Regions from separate parts of the Homo sapiens genome. Here region 1 is linked to region 2. Evidence: read pairs that join two places in POLR2A ChIA-PET (ENCODE). Cell type or tissue: endothelial cell of umbilical vein. All regions are shown on one strand. Each heading gives the region's core, and the rest is flanking DNA. Links, peaks and the distances in the headings are about the cores only. Region 1 overlaps ELMO1 (engulfment and cell motility 1). Region 2 overlaps AOAH (acyloxyacyl hydrolase).

What was found. Peaks named below come from ENCODE experiments on the same cell type or tissue, not always from the same donor. Only the 100,000 strongest peaks of a DNase experiment are listed, where the experiment ranks them.
Region 1: POLR2A ChIA-PET joins it to region 2 with 12 read pairs; 3 of 35 experiments call an interaction of 5 or more read pairs at or near these places.

The regions. Positions count from the first base shown.
Region 1 is chr7:37,269,724-37,272,645 of GRCh38, reverse strand. ELMO1 (engulfment and cell motility 1) reads left to right here. Exons shown (of 22, transcript NM_014800.11): 5 at 764-814. Among named protein-coding and RNA genes, the nearest start is that of ELMO1, 180 kb to the left of the region's middle. In endothelial cell of umbilical vein, for the core only: no CTCF peak of the experiment used is centred there; no DNase peak of the experiment used is centred there.
Region 2 is chr7:36,683,737-36,686,658 of GRCh38, reverse strand. All of the region lies in intron 2 of AOAH (acyloxyacyl hydrolase), which reads left to right. Among named protein-coding and RNA genes, the nearest start is that of AOAH, 39 kb to the left of the region's middle. In endothelial cell of umbilical vein, for the core only: no CTCF peak of the experiment used is centred there; a DNase peak (open chromatin) is centred at 1,508.

The sequences.
Region 1 (2,922 bases), core at 281-2,780, 590 kb before region 2:
TGGAATGTAGTGGTGCTATCTCAGCTCACTGCAACCTCTGCCTCCTGGATTCAAGCAATTCTCCTGTCTCAGCCTTCTGAGTAGCTGGGATTACAGGCGCCTGCCACTATGCCTGGCTAATTTTTTCTTTTTGTATTTTTATTAGAGACGGGGTTTCGCCATACTGGCCAAGCTGGTCTCAAACTCCTGACCTCAGGTGATCCACCTGCTTCGGCCTTCCAAAGTGCTGGGATTACAGGTGTGAGCCACCACGCCTGGCCCTTCATTCCTTTTTTATGACTTACTAATTTTCTGTGGAACGGATAGACCACATTTTGCTTATCCATTTATCAAGTAATGGACATATGTATTGTTTCTACGTTTTGGCTATTATAGATAATGTTTCTGTGAACATTAGTGCACAAATTTTTGTGTGGACATATGCTTTCACTTCCCTTGAGTAAATATGTAGGAGTGCAATCGTAGGAGTCAGGAATTGTAGAAATGTAGGAGTCAGGTCATATGCCCTTAATAACCTTTTAAAATTACTTTTTTTGTTTGCTATACTTGGGACCCATATTCCTTTTCTTTGGGTTTGTATTCACTTCCTTTGTACTGAATATTGTCAGATAGAAAGTTAACAGCCTTTATAGAAATAATTAAAAATTATTCAAGTGAGAATAAACTGAATGCCTGTTATATCTGCTAGATTATATTTGCCTTTGTTCTCTTCTTTACCAAGCTTCTACTTGAAAATTTACAAAGATTTTTTCTTCTTTTCCAGAACCGCAATGAGATAAAAAATGGCACTATCCTTCGATTAACCACATCTCCAGTAAGTTGATCTTAGCTTCTGACTTCCAGCAAACTCTTTGCTCTGCGTTTCTGCTATATGTGATTGTGGGATATTAATTTTTGAGGTTGACTTTAGTGCAAAGCAAAAGGCTTCCAGAATGTCCTGACATGCAGATTCTGGATTAGCAGGAATGCCCCTCCGTAGATTTCCCACTGCAGAGGAGGAAGACCTTATTCCAGGCGAAGGGCAAGCTTGTCTAACCTGCGGCCCAGGATAGCTTTGAATTCACAAATTCGTAAACTTTCTCAAAACATTATGAGTTGTTCTGTATTTTATTTAGTTCATCAGCTATCGTTAGCGTATTTTATGTGTGGCCCAAGACATTCTTCTTCTTCCTGTGGCCCAGGGAAGCCAAAAGATTGGACACTTCTGCTTTAAGATTTGAGTTTGGAGGTCATCTTAACAACTTCTGTGTTACAGCTGGGATCACTCACCTGTACCAATTGGTTTTACCCACCTACTCACACATCCACCTAATGCCATCTGAGCAAATTCAGACAACAAACAAAGCAAACAAAACCAAAGTCAGTTACTTTCCTTTAAAGTCGGTTACTTTCCTTTAAAGTCAGTGTGGCTGGGCGCGGTGGCTCATGCCTGTAATCCCAGCACTTTGGGAGGCCGAGGCAGGTGGATCAGGAGGTCAGGAGATCAAGACCATCTTGGCTAACACAGTGAAACCCTGTCTCTACTAAAAATACAAAAAATTAGCCGGGCGTGGTGGTGGACGCCTGTAGTCCCAGCTACTCGGGAGGCTAAGGCAGGAGAATGGCGTGAAACCTAATAGGTGGAGCTTGCAGTGAGCAGAGGTAGTGCCACTGCACTCCAGCCTGGGTGAGAGAGTGAGACTCCATCTCAAAAAAAAAAAGAAAAAAAAGAAAAAGTCAGTGTGTGTGTGTGTGTGTGTGTCTGTGTGTGTGTGTGTGTGTGTGAGAGAGAGAGAGAGTTTAAGTATTTTGTAGCTTTAATGGGTTATTATGACAATTCATAAAAATAATTTAGAAATATTGACCACTTCACTGATCCATTGACAGCTGATTCTACATAAGAACTTTAGAGTCTTCTGAATTAAAGCTGCTAAACAAGACGCTACAGTATATTTAGACTATTGTAGCTGATGATGTCTCTCTTCTTGGTCTTTCCTACTTGCTTGGAGATACTTTAGGTAGTAACATTAGCATATTTAACTATATTATTTTACAGTGCATTTCATTGCTTTCCTAAAAAATTATCTGCCCCAAATACACCAAGTGTTACTATTTTCACTCTGCATATGTGATGAAAACTGTGTCTAACTATCATTTTCAGTTTCCACTGAAGCCATGTGGTAGACTAAAAATAAATTTAAAAATTGGGAAAAGCATCTGGCTAAAATTAAGCTGTGGGTACTGTAACTACCATAAATCCTTATTGTTGAAAATTACATTAGTGTGGCTTAGAAACTCCTAAACATTTTGCCCAATAACATCCTGAACCTAAAAACAGTGATGAGCTCAATGGAGTGAGTTGCTACAGTTGGCTGAACTGTCTTTGATGCCTGCTTTGCTACTTAATGGAGATTATAATCTACTCATTTTTCAGTGGCTACATGATGAGCTGAGGCGTTTTCGTCTGACTTTGCATTGGTCTTCTTACTCAAGTCAGCATGAATGAATGTTAATTTGACCTTTACACCATTGTTTTATGTGTTTTTTGTAGTTTCTGATTATCCTGCTAAAAGTCATCATCTGCTTGCTGGACAGAAAAAGTAGACCTTGCCTTTTATTTCATTTTAGAGTCTAAAAGACAGCTTTTTAATCAAAGCCTTCTCTAAGCCAAAGAAGGAGTTAGTTTCATTTTTTTACTGCTGTGGATTTATGAACAAAAATTCCGCAATCTAAGTCACTCCTTGAGAGAAGGCTTAGATGTTAGGCAGAGTGAAGTTTTTCAGCATCCCAAAAGAAACTTAGCGTGACTTGTCATCAGGAAGAATGGAATTTGTGTTCTTGAGATAATGATCCTCACATTCCCAGCTCAGTGAATGGAAAGATGTGAAAGCCAGTGTAAGAGGCACTATTAAAAGATGGGAGCAGCCGGGTGCAGTGGCTCAC
Region 2 (2,922 bases), core at 171-2,670:
CCTCTCACTCATGAGTCATGATGACTGCCTTTACTTCCTGCCCACACTTACAGAGAAGAATCTGATTATGCTATTTCTGTGGGTTGATATTCTTGTGGGGCTTATAGAAATTAAAACCAAAAAAAAATGCTCTGGGCAACTTCTCCCTGACATTCATTTTCCATCATGGCACAATGAAATTGCTGTGGACCCTTAGGGAATAAAATGTTGAATGGCCAATTGTTGTTTGATGTGTTACATTAATAATAATTTGCCTACTTACTGATCATTGCCTTAAGTACTAAGAAGTCAAAATAATGAATAACTTCCAATAATTTTGTGTTAACTTGACCAACATTCACATACCAAGATGTACACCTAGCCCTACCAACACAGAACTTTGGGTTGAGAGGACAACTGATCTCAAAATTTCAAATGGGAAAATAATCTAGAACATTTCATTAATTTAAACTAGATCTCAATAAAATACCTTATACATCCACCAAAGGTAGAAACTGATTGGTGGTTCAAGCAAGTTGCATATTTCTTTTTCAATATTAGTAGAAATAAAATATTAATCATATTTCCATTATAGAATACTGTTACTTGAACAGTCGTAATGAATAAACTTCTTTGACAGTCAAATTTTTATTCACTTAATGGGAACTAATTCATCTAGGGTGCCTACATTATTTTTTCTGTTAAGTAAGGTAGTTGGAATAATGGCAATTGTATCTTTGATTGACACAGTATGCTGTGCCAATAGCATCAAAGTCTTTTCAGAGAAGTTGTTCCGTTTAGTCATAATATGCATTCACAGGCTAAAATGTTTAGAATTCAAAAACAAAGACTGGGAGAGGATAATACACAAACACAAGTGTTTAGAATGTCCCAAATGGACCATTAAGATTTTAAAATATTCACATCATAATTACATCTTTCTTTTGTGAAGTTAAAACATGGCAGCTAAACTTCAGCTTTCCCTTCTTCCAGTTCCATTCTCCCCTGCCCCACCTCCCTAGAAGGAACCCTTCACATGAACTTAATGGGTATCATTCTCATCAGATTTTATATTTACACATTCACTTGTATGGATTCATGAATAATGTGTAATATTGTTTTGCCAGTAATGTTTTTGGTTTTTCTTTGTAAAAACAAGACAACTGTAGAAAACCACGCAAAGCAAATGTATAGCTTCATCCGTTACTGAAAGATGAATGCCCTAGGAAACATAGCCTGGGTCAAGAAAGAACAGATCAGTGGCCTCCCCTGAAGTCCCATCCACATGCTCCATCCCATCCTCCCCCTGCAAAAAGCTCAATGTGCTGATTTTTATGGTAAAATTATTTTATTTATAGCTTTATCACTCAGTGAGCATCCCTAGATATCGTAACCTTGCCCGGTATTTAAATGTTTGATGTGTCTTTTGAGTCTATTTTAATCTATAAGTTTCCTTTCCACCCCTTCCTTTTTCTTATCACTTAGTTGTGGAATTTGACCTGTAGAGTTTCCCACAGTCTGGATGGTGTTGATTGCATTCCTTTAGTATAATTGAGTATGTTTCTCTGTGCTCTGTATTTCCTGAAAATTGGCAGCTTGATCAGAGGTTTGATCCTATTCCAATCTGATTTCTTTGACAAGCCTATAAATGATATTGTTTTCCTTCATCAGGAGGCCGCCATAGGTGCTTTTATCTTTCATGTTTTCTTTTCTCTCTTCTTCTTCTTCTTCTTCTTCTTCTTTTTTTTTTTTTTTTTTTTTTTTTTTTTTTTTGAGACAAGGTCTCAGTCTGTCGCCCAGGGTGAACTGCTCACTGCAGCCTTGACCTCCCGGGCTCATGAGATCCTCCTGCTTCAGCCTCCCAAGGATCTAAGACTACAGGCTCACAGCATCACACCAGCACCAGCTAATTTTAAATTTTTTTGCTGAGACAGGGTCTCTCTGTGTTGCCAAGGCTGGTCTCTAACTCCTAGCCTCAAGTAATCTGTCCATCTTGGCCTCCCAAAGCGCTGAGATGACAGGTGTGTTGTGAGCCACTGTGCCAGGACTTTCTTTTGGTGATGGTCGCAGCTGTCGATGTTCAATGATGAGATCTATTAATTTATTTGGGTTTTAAAACTGTGATATTCTTATCTATTATTTCTTATTTATTAATTGACATATAATGGACACTTCTCACATCATATTTTAGAAACATTTTTCCCACAGTACTTAGTGGAAAGGCATCTAGGAAAGGCAGGATAAATGCTTGATTCTTTTCTTGTATCAGTTTTCAAGGTAGTGCATTGGTTTTCTGTTATCATCTCACAGCAAGCAGTTAGTTTTTCCTTAAAATATCATGATAAACTTATGAACTTAAACACACCTGATGGGTTTCAGTCAAGTGCAATTATTATCCTTTTGAAGCTCAGATGATCCCATCGAGCTTTGACCAGTGGCACCTCCTTCAAGCTGACTCAAGTCCTTTGCACATGAGCCTCAGTAACCTTCGATAGTTTCCTCACTAACTGGTATGACAAAGTGTTCCAGCCCTATCTGGTACATATCAAGCCTGAGGCTTGAAATCAGTCATTTCTCTTAAAAGCCCTGGTTTCTTTTAGTGAGAAATAATGTTTCAACACCACAAACCAGATGCTTAGGAATGTTCATTGTTACTGAGTTGGCCACTCTTTTTTTTTTTCTTTTTGAGACAGAGTCTTGCTCTGTTGCTCAGGCTGGAGTGCAGTGGCTCCATCTTGGCTCACTGCAACCTCTCCCACCCTTGTTCAAGTGATTCTCCTGCCTCAGCCTCCTGAGTAGCTGGGATTACTGGAGCCCACCACCGCACCCGGCTAATTTGAGTTGCCCATTCTTTCTAGGCCTTTTCAGTGGACAGAAATAGGAAACATGTATATACATTTACACATGTCAGCTTTAAGATAAAATATCTGAGTTCATACTGAC